Regions from separate parts of the Homo sapiens genome. Here region 2 is linked to region 1. A link is an interaction called in ENCODE POLR2A ChIA-PET data of the cell type or tissue named here. Cell type or tissue: GM12878. All regions are shown on one strand. Each heading gives the region's core, and the rest is flanking DNA. Links, peaks and the distances in the headings are about the cores only. Region 1 has its middle 28 kb from the start of FBXW11. Region 2 overlaps FBXW11 (F-box and WD repeat domain containing 11).

Region 1 (4,396 bases), core at 260-4,259:
CTACAAAGAATTGCCTGAGACTGGGTAAGTTATAACAGAAAGAAATTTAATTGCCTCACAGTTCCACGGGGCTAGGGAAGCCTCAGGAAACTTAGAATCATGGCAGAAGGGGAAGCAAATACGTTCTTCTTCACATGGCTTCACTTGGTTCTCAAGTGCATCTTCGCAGGAATCCCCATCCAAGTCTCAGGGTTCCATTTCTTCCCTATCAGGGGCCTGATTTTCATGGAGAAAACTTACTGGGACTACAAAGTTACCCACTGCTGAAGTTCTGCTACTCTTACAATACAATACAGTCCTATGCCTGGACTTCACATGGCACACGTCCTTCTTCACAAGGAGGAGTGCCAAGCAAAGGGGGCAAAGCCCCTTATAAAACCATCGGATCTCTTAAGAACTCACTATCATGAGAACAACAGGGGAGTAACTGTCCCCATCATTCAATTACCTCCCACCAGGTCCCTCCCATGACACGTGGGGATTATGGGAACTACAATTCAAGATGAGATTTGGGTGAGGACACAGCCAAACCGTATCATCAAGAAAATGATTAACAAGTATTATCTGTGAAGTCTTACAGACCCATTGTAAGAAAGACCTGGGTCAGGACTACATTCATGCCTGACCTGTAGAATCCCTACTCTAATGATGAGTCTTTGATGGTGCTTTAGTTTTGGAACTTTTGATCTCCTTTTCAGCACTCTGTCATGGTAGTTTCAGCATATTACCTCATATAACACAGGCCATTATTTTTTCCAAGTACCTAAACACTCTTCCTCTGTTAATTATAACTTCAAGGCCCCTTGTCAGGCTGTTAAATATTGCGTTGTGGAAGAGAATCCTCATATCAGCAAACACTCCTTTAGCCAGATAAATATTCTACCACCCCAATTTCTGTTTCAGCATCCTCAAGGTACATTTGTAAGCAAGCACCCCGTATTCTTGCTAGTACATACTAGTCTGTTCCTACAGATCCTTTGGTGAATAATCCTTTTCTACCCTTAGCAGAACCAGCACTTCCCCAGGTGGGTCATGCTGAGACTTAGCCCTAGTTGTTTGCCTACTGTCCAGGAGGGGTGTGGGGAAAGATCTTGAGGAAGGCAGATATTGTTTTGCAGGTTATCTGCCTCAGTTCAGGCCCCTGCACAGTTTCTGCAAGGAGGGGGCTGCTGTTGTCCTCTAACAAGGGCAAACATTTGCCCAGAATGTTCAAGGGAATCTAAGAGTTAAATGTTCTCAAGTGCATCTTCCCAGGTATCCCCATCGAAGTCTCAGGGTTCCATTTCTCCCCTATCAGGGGCCTGATTTTCATGGAGAAAACTCACTGGGACTACAGAGTTAGCCATTGCTGAAGTTCTGCTACTCTTACAATACAATACAGTCCTATGCCCGGTCTTCAGCACAGTTCGCTTTCCAGCTACAGTATATGGCAGTCTTTTTTTTTTTTTTTTTTTTTTTTTTTGAGATGGAGTCTTGCTCCGTCACCCAGGCTGGAGTGCAGTGGCGCCATCTCAGCTCACTGCAATCTCCGTCTCCCAGGTCCAAGCGATTCTTCTACCTCAACCTCCCGAGTAGCTGGGATTACAGGTGCCTGCAACCATGCCCAGCTAATTTTTGTATCTTTAGTAGAGATGGGGTTTTACCATGTTGGCCAGGCTGGTCTCAAACTCCTGACCTCAGGTGATCTGCCTGCCTTAGCCTCCCAAAGTGTTGGGATTACAGGCGTGAGCCACTACGCCCAGCCAACAATCTTTTTAAATGCTGCTGAAGAGGACTTCTGACTTCACATCTTGCCTTAAACTGGTAACTGTCTCACCTGAGCCTGTCATTTTCTCTCATGCATCAACAGCATCCAGCAACAATAAACGAATTCTGCAGTCCCTTAAATTATTGCTTCCTCTGAATTGTACAAGCCAATGCGACCCCTTCCAGCTGTATTCAATTCTAATTTTCCACAGGTACATATTTCACTAATGGCAACGATATAGCATACCAGGCACTAACAACACTTCCCTTATGATCAGTAATAGGGTCCTTATTGCCATCTGGCCAGCAAGTGATTGAATTCCAAATCTCATCCTTAGAGTCCATTTCCTAGGACAATTACCAGTTCCAAATGTCTTAAGTAGGGTTATTCAGAAGCAGAATATGAAATGAGAACTTGTGTGCAAGTGATCTATTAAGGAAATGCTCCCGGGAGAAATTGGAAAATGAATAGGTGAAGGAGGATAATGGAGGGAAAATGCAAAGCAAGGGTGCAGTCTCAAGCAAAGTCCTGTGGGTGGGTAGTTTCAGCCTGATCCCACAGGGGAATTTCAGAATATAAATTATGCCTCAGAGTTTGTCCTGACTTGTTGCAAGGGAGCTGGGCTTTCATACTCCCACACCAGCCAGTCACTGGCTGAGACCCACCCATCTCAGGGTGGGTGGATGTAAATTCTCAGGCACTTCTGACTCTGACTCCAGTAGCCAAGAGCAGGCCTTTAAAGAGAGCCTCAGGTGTGGACGGTTAGAAGCAAAAGCCTCAGGAACTGGGGCGAGGCAAACAGAAACCATAAAAGGGGATCTGGGTGGAGCCCAAACAGTATCCACTATGTGCTTGTTATTTTTCCTCCCCAACTCTCTTTTCACTCCTCTGACCCTGGAGGAGAAGAGCAAAGTGGCAGAAACGGTGAAGACACAAACTACATTAGAATAGGCTAGGTTAAGTTACAGCTGTGGTAACAACCCTAAAATCTCAGCAGCTTACCCCCATTCAGTTTACCTTTTGCTTATGCCTTGTGTCCTGTGTGGATTGTGAGGGGCCCTGCTCTCCATGGTCACCAGGGGTAAAGTTGTTGGAGGTTCTGCTGTCTTGTTCTGCACCATCTAAAATCCACAGCCTCCTCGTGTGCTTTAATAGGAAGAGAGAGACCAGAGGGTCGCGCTTGGCTTTTCTTTTTTTTTTTTTTTTTTTTTTTTTGAGATGGAGTCTAGCTCTGCCGCCCAGGCTGGAGTGCAGTGGCGCGATCTCGGCTCACTGCAAGCTCCGCCTCCCAGGTTCATGCCATTCTCCTGCCTCAGCCTCCCGAGTAGCTGGGACTACAGGCGCCCACCACCACGCCCAGCTAATTTTTTTTTTTTGTATTTTTAGTAGAGACGGGGTTTCACCGTGTTAGCCAGGATGGTCTCGATCTCCTGACCTCGTGATCCACCCGCCTCGGCCTCCCAAAGTGCTGGGATTACAGGCGTGAGCCACAGCACCCGGCCTGCACTTGGCTTTTTAGTGTGCTTCACCATAGGTGTGACAATCATGTCATTAGGCAGAATGGGTCACCAGGACTTGCCTGACTGCAGGGAGGCCAGAAATGTAGAGGATCCAAATGGTGCATTTGGTGAGAATTGTCCCAACCACACCGGTCTTTGTCACTATGAGCTTCTAAGTTTAGTTTAAGCTTGAGCTGGGTGAGAAGGAGGTTATTTTTTTGAGACAGGGTCTCGTTCTGTCACCCAGGTTGGAGTGCAATGGAGTGATCTTGGCTCACTGCAACCTCCACCACCCTGGCTCAAGCTATCCTCCCACCTCAGCCTCCTGAGTAGCTAAGACAACAAGTGTGTGCCACCACGCCCAGCTAATTTTTTGCATTTCTTGTAGAAACAGAGTTTCATCATGTTGCCCAGGCTGGTCTCAAACTCCTGAGCTCAAGGGACCCACTCGCCTTGGCCTTCCAATGTGCTGGGATTATTGGCATGAGCCACCATGCCTAGCCTGAGAAAAAGTTTTATTTTATTTTATTTTATTTATTTATTTATTTATTTATTTTTGAGATGGAGTCTAGCTTTTGTCACCCAGGCTGGAGTGCAATGGCACGATCTCGGCTCACTGCAACCTCCGCTGCCCAAGTTCCAGCAGTTCTCCTGTCTCCACCTCCCAAGTAGCTGGGACTACAGGCGCCCACCACCACACCCAGCTAATTATTGTATTTTTAGTAGAGACAGGGTTTCACCACATTAGTCAGGCTGGTCTCGAACTCCTGACCTCAGGTGATCTGCCTGCCTTGGCCTCCCAAAGTGCTGGGATTACAGGCGTGAGCTTCCGCACCCAGCCGAGAAAAAGTTTTACATCAATGTGAAAGTAAAACGTGGTAACTAGACTTTACAAAGTGATTTTGGAAAAGGTATGAGATTTGCCAGATAATTTTTTTTTTAATCATCAAGGTAGAGGGAAATGGTTTTACCTAGCACAGAAGATATGTAGTCACATGAAAGAATAAGATTCCTAATGAAAAACCAGAAAATAGCCAGAATCCCTAACTGTATAGTACTGATTAAGTAGATAATAAACATTCATAGGGTGGTGGGTTAATTAGCCACTTAAAACGATGTTTCTGGCCAGGCGCTGTGGCTCACACCTGTA
Region 2 (4,396 bases), core at 219-4,218, 90 kb before region 1:
AGTTTTTTTCAGTCTGGAAGAGTTATTTGGTCTTTGCGGGACTTCCACGACCTTGACACTTCTGAAGATTACAGACCAGCTGTTTCACAGTCTGTCAATTTAGGTTTGTTCTTTGTTTCCTTATGGTTAGATTTAGTTTAAATGAATATCATAAAAGCGATTGCTGTTTTCTCATTGCTATTGTGACAGCTACCACCTGTAATCCTAACACTTTGGGAGGCCAAAGCAGGCAGATCACTTGAGCCCAGGAGTTTAAGACCAGCCTGGGCAACACAGTGAAACCCCGTCTCTACAAAAAAATCCAAAAACACTAGCCAGGCGTGGTAGCACACACCTGTAGTCCAGTTGCTCAGAAGGCTGAGGTAGGACGATCACCTGAGCCCAGGAGGTTGAGGCTGCAGTGGGCAGTGATCACACCACCGTACTCTGGCCTGGGTGACAGAGTAAGGCCCTATCTCAAAAATTAATTAATTAATCAATTAAATTTTTTAAATTTAATTAAAAATAAATTATTATTTTTAAAAATAAGGGGTTCATCCATCTATCTCTTTTCTGTGAACTCTACCAGATGCCCTGGGCAATGTTTCTTTTGACAGTCTTTTTCTTTCAAATTAGGTGACAGTTTCTTCCTATCTACTATCATCAGAGCTACCATTACTTTAACCCTCAATTTTTCATTTCTTATTGTCTTAAAGATGAAGGATTTAACATTTGCCTTCTACTCCAAATTAAGTAACTAAGATGCATCCTGTAATGTAAAGATTTTACAGGGATGCCAATAAGTGACTGTTGGTTTTCTAAAGAGAGGAACCTTCTTTATATTAGGGTAGACAGTGTTCATATGCAATCTGTCTACAACAATTGGCAGCTTGTTCTCTGCATGTAACATAAGGCATGGGACATAGTAGGACTCAGAACCATGGTACATAAATATGTCCAAGATATAAGAGTGATTCTGTTTTCTTAAGTAGTTTGTGAGTAACTCCATTCTAAGTGAATGATCTGAATTTTGAAATCTAGTTGTAGCAGCCAGGCAACTCAATGGCAGGCTGTTGTTAGGTGTTTGGACATCTCTTGACATCCTTTTCTTGGCCAAGCACAGCAGCACAGATCTTCTTTTTTAGTTTTTATTTTTAGACAGAGTCTCGCTCTGTCGCCAGGCTGGAGTGCAGTGGTGGGATCTCAGCTCACTGCAATCTCCACCTCCCAGGTTCAAGCGATTCTCCTGCCTCAGCCTCCCGAGTAGCTGGGATTACAGGCATGCGCCACCACACCCAGCTAATTTTTAGTAAAGACAGGGTTTCACCAAGTCGGACAGGATGGTCTCAATCTCCTGACCTCATGATCCGCCCGCCTCGGCCTCCCAAAGTGCTGCGATAACAGGCGTGAGCCACCGGGCATGGCCTAGATCTTGTTTTAGTAGGCCATGCCTTAGCTGACTCAACATATATTCAAACTGCTCAGGGGAAAGAGTTGCCACTTGTAAAGAGGTTTGAATTTAGAGCATGCTACTAAATTATACAGAGCAACAGGCTTGCTAAAGCTTTTCAAAATAAAAATGTTCAATCCTAGTGAAGGCATAATGAGACGTAAACACTCCGGGAAACAATTTGACAAGATATATATGATGTATCTCCTGGAAATATATCCTAGCTAATTCAAAATGAAGCCAAAGATTTACGCACAAAGATGGTGATTAGCTTTTTGGATAATTAAGAATAAAGACTCTAAGCACCCAAAGAAATGACAAGTTATGGAAAGTTCATAAAATATATAAGACAATGTCAAATTATGCTATGAGAAATTATAGGAATACATTAATACACTCATTCTATTAAGTATACAAAGCATAGAAAGTAAAATTATACATCTATTTATATGCATATAATAAATTATATATATAATAATCCCAACTATGTAAAACATATGCATAGATTTAAAAGTAAAAGAAGGCCGGGCGCTGTGGCTCACACCTGTAACCCAGCACTTTGGGAGGCCAAGGCAGGTGGATCACGAGGTCAGGAGATCAAGACCATCCTGGCTAACATGGTGAAACCCCATCTCTACTAAAAATACAAAAAATTAGCCGGACGAGGTGGCGGGCGCCTGTAGTCCCAGCTATGCGGGAGGCTGAGGCAGGAGAATGGCGTGAACCCCGGCAGGGCGGAGCCTGCAGTGAGCGGAGATCGCGCCACTGCACTCCAGCCTGGGCGACAGCGAGACTCCATCTCAAAAAAAAAAAAAAAAAAAACAACTAAAAGAAAACATGCCAAAAATATTAAGAATGGTACTCCATAAACTGTGGTTTCTCATTTTTCTTTCCACTTTTACCCCAATGGTCTATAATAAATAGTATTAATTTTACAATCAAAAGAGAACTTTTTAAAGCAAAACAAAATACAGTCTGATTTGAAGACTTTCAAATCAAAATCAGTTTTTTTCAAGATAATCTTTCAACTCACAGGAATACTTACATTCACAGAATTCAAAGAAAGAAGTCCAAAGTAGTCCTAACTATGACAGCAAATAATATTATACCAGATAATCCTAACCAAGCTTAGAAATAGCCTTTCCTTCACATTCCAGCTTATTATGCTTATTCTTCATTCAGTAAATAATTATTGAGCACCTACTACCTGCTGGGACTGTTTTAGAAACAGATGTGTTTACCAAGCAGTGAAAAAGAAGACATGACCCGTTTTCTCATAGAACTTGGATTCTGGTGGGGGAAAAGACAACAGACAGGAGGAAAACAAACAAACATGGAATATAATTTCATACAGTGCTAAGCACTATGAAGGAAAAAAATAAAGCAACATAAAATAACAGTGGAAAGCAGGAAGCTATTTTCAATTGGGTGGTCAGAAAAGGTCTCTCTGAAGAGGAGATATCTGATCATGCAAGCTACTGGTATAACAACATAAATAGCATTCCTATTGCGTAATTGACCTGGGATTTAGAAAAGTCTGTTTACAACTTAAAATATAAAAATCATCCCTATGAAAATAGTTTCTACTTTAAGAGGCAGTAAGGTATAATAGAACTAGAAAGACTAGGTTTGAATCGTGGCTCCACTACATAGAAGGTAGATACCCCTGTTTAGGTCACAAGCTCTCTCTCCCTCAGTTCAGTTTCCTCACATATAAAACAGACAGAATAGTGCCTAGCTTATAAAGTTTATAAAGTGAAGAAAGATAATATATGGGAAAGAGCTTAGTAACATGTTTAGGCATGTAGTACTCATTAACTGTAAGTTCCCTACATACTTATAGTTCTTCCACAAATTGAGCACTATATACTAATGGTTCTCTGCGAAGCACTCACTATTTCACTATTGCAAGTAGAAACGTATCACATTTTTATCTTCCAACCACACCGAGGCTCCAAAGTCCAAATCACCGCTGACTAAATTCTTGTTAGATATTGATGCTATAAATGATACTGGCTTAACAAGATTAATATTATTTTTACTAACCTCATACTCACCTTTTCTTTCATTTCATCATGAACTGTTTCCATTTTGAATCCCTAACTCCAAAGTGTGGCCTCCTTCCAATCTGCTTGTGATGGTTAATTTTATGTGTCAACTTGGCTAGACTAGGTTATATGGCCAGTTGTTTGGTCAAATACTAATCTATTAGCAGATATTGGTGTAAGGGTATTGTTAGGTATGATTAACATTTACAATCAGTAGACTTTGAGTCTATTACCCACCATAATGTAGGTAAGCCTCATCCAGTCAATTGAAGGCCTAAGAGAAAAGACTGGGGTTTCCCAGAGAAGGATAAATTTTGCCTCCAGGCTGCAACAGGGAAATCTTGCCTGAGCTTCCAGCCTAATGGCCTGTCTCATAACATTCAATCTTGCCAGCCCCCATGGTCATGTGAGTCAGTTTCCTAAAATATCTATCTACTATTGATTCTGTTTCTCTGGAGAACCCTGACTGACATGCTGATCAATCTTAGAGTTGGTCTCCCTGCTTCCGCCTCTTCTTTCTATGTCTACACAGCAGGTAGAGGGATCCTGTCAAGACATTCAATGACCCCTCTGGTAAAAATTCTCTAATGACTTCCCATCTCATGCAGAATAAAAGCCAAAGTCTACGAAACTCTAGAAGCCCCACAGAATTTCTATGACCTTCCTCCTTCCTTCCCTGATTTCATCTCCTACTACTTTCTCCCTCATTCCACATTCCAGCCAGACATTAGCCTTCTGGCTATTTTAACATGCCACAAACATTCCTACCTCTGGGGCTTGTTGTACACTTGCTGTTCCCTCTACCTGGGATTCTTTTCCTCCAGATAACTGCACAGCTTGCTCCCTCATTTCCTTCAAGTCTTTGCTCAAATGGCTTTCCCTCTTCGCTCTATTTAAAACTGAAGCCCTTCCCAAATCT

What was found. Peaks named below come from ENCODE experiments on the same cell type or tissue, not always from the same donor. Only the 100,000 strongest peaks of a DNase experiment are listed, where the experiment ranks them.
Region 2: POLR2A ChIA-PET joins it to region 1 with 5 read pairs; 3 of 35 experiments call an interaction of 5 or more read pairs at or near these places.

Annotation. Positions count from the first base shown.
Region 1 is chr5:172,032,782-172,037,177 of GRCh38, forward strand. No RefSeq gene overlaps it. Among named protein-coding and RNA genes, the nearest start is that of FBXW11, 28 kb to the left of the region's middle. RefSeq lists a silencer at 2,403-2,472. In GM12878, for the core only: no CTCF peak of the experiment used is centred there; a DNase peak (open chromatin) is centred at 2,460; H3K27ac peaks cover 253 bases.
Region 2 is chr5:171,942,344-171,946,739 of GRCh38, forward strand. All of the region lies in intron 2 of FBXW11 (F-box and WD repeat domain containing 11), which reads right to left. Among named protein-coding and RNA genes, the nearest start is that of FBXW11, 62 kb to the right of the region's middle. RefSeq lists an enhancer at 1,206-1,705. In GM12878, for the core only: no CTCF peak of the experiment used is centred there; no DNase peak of the experiment used is centred there; H3K27ac peaks cover 191 bases.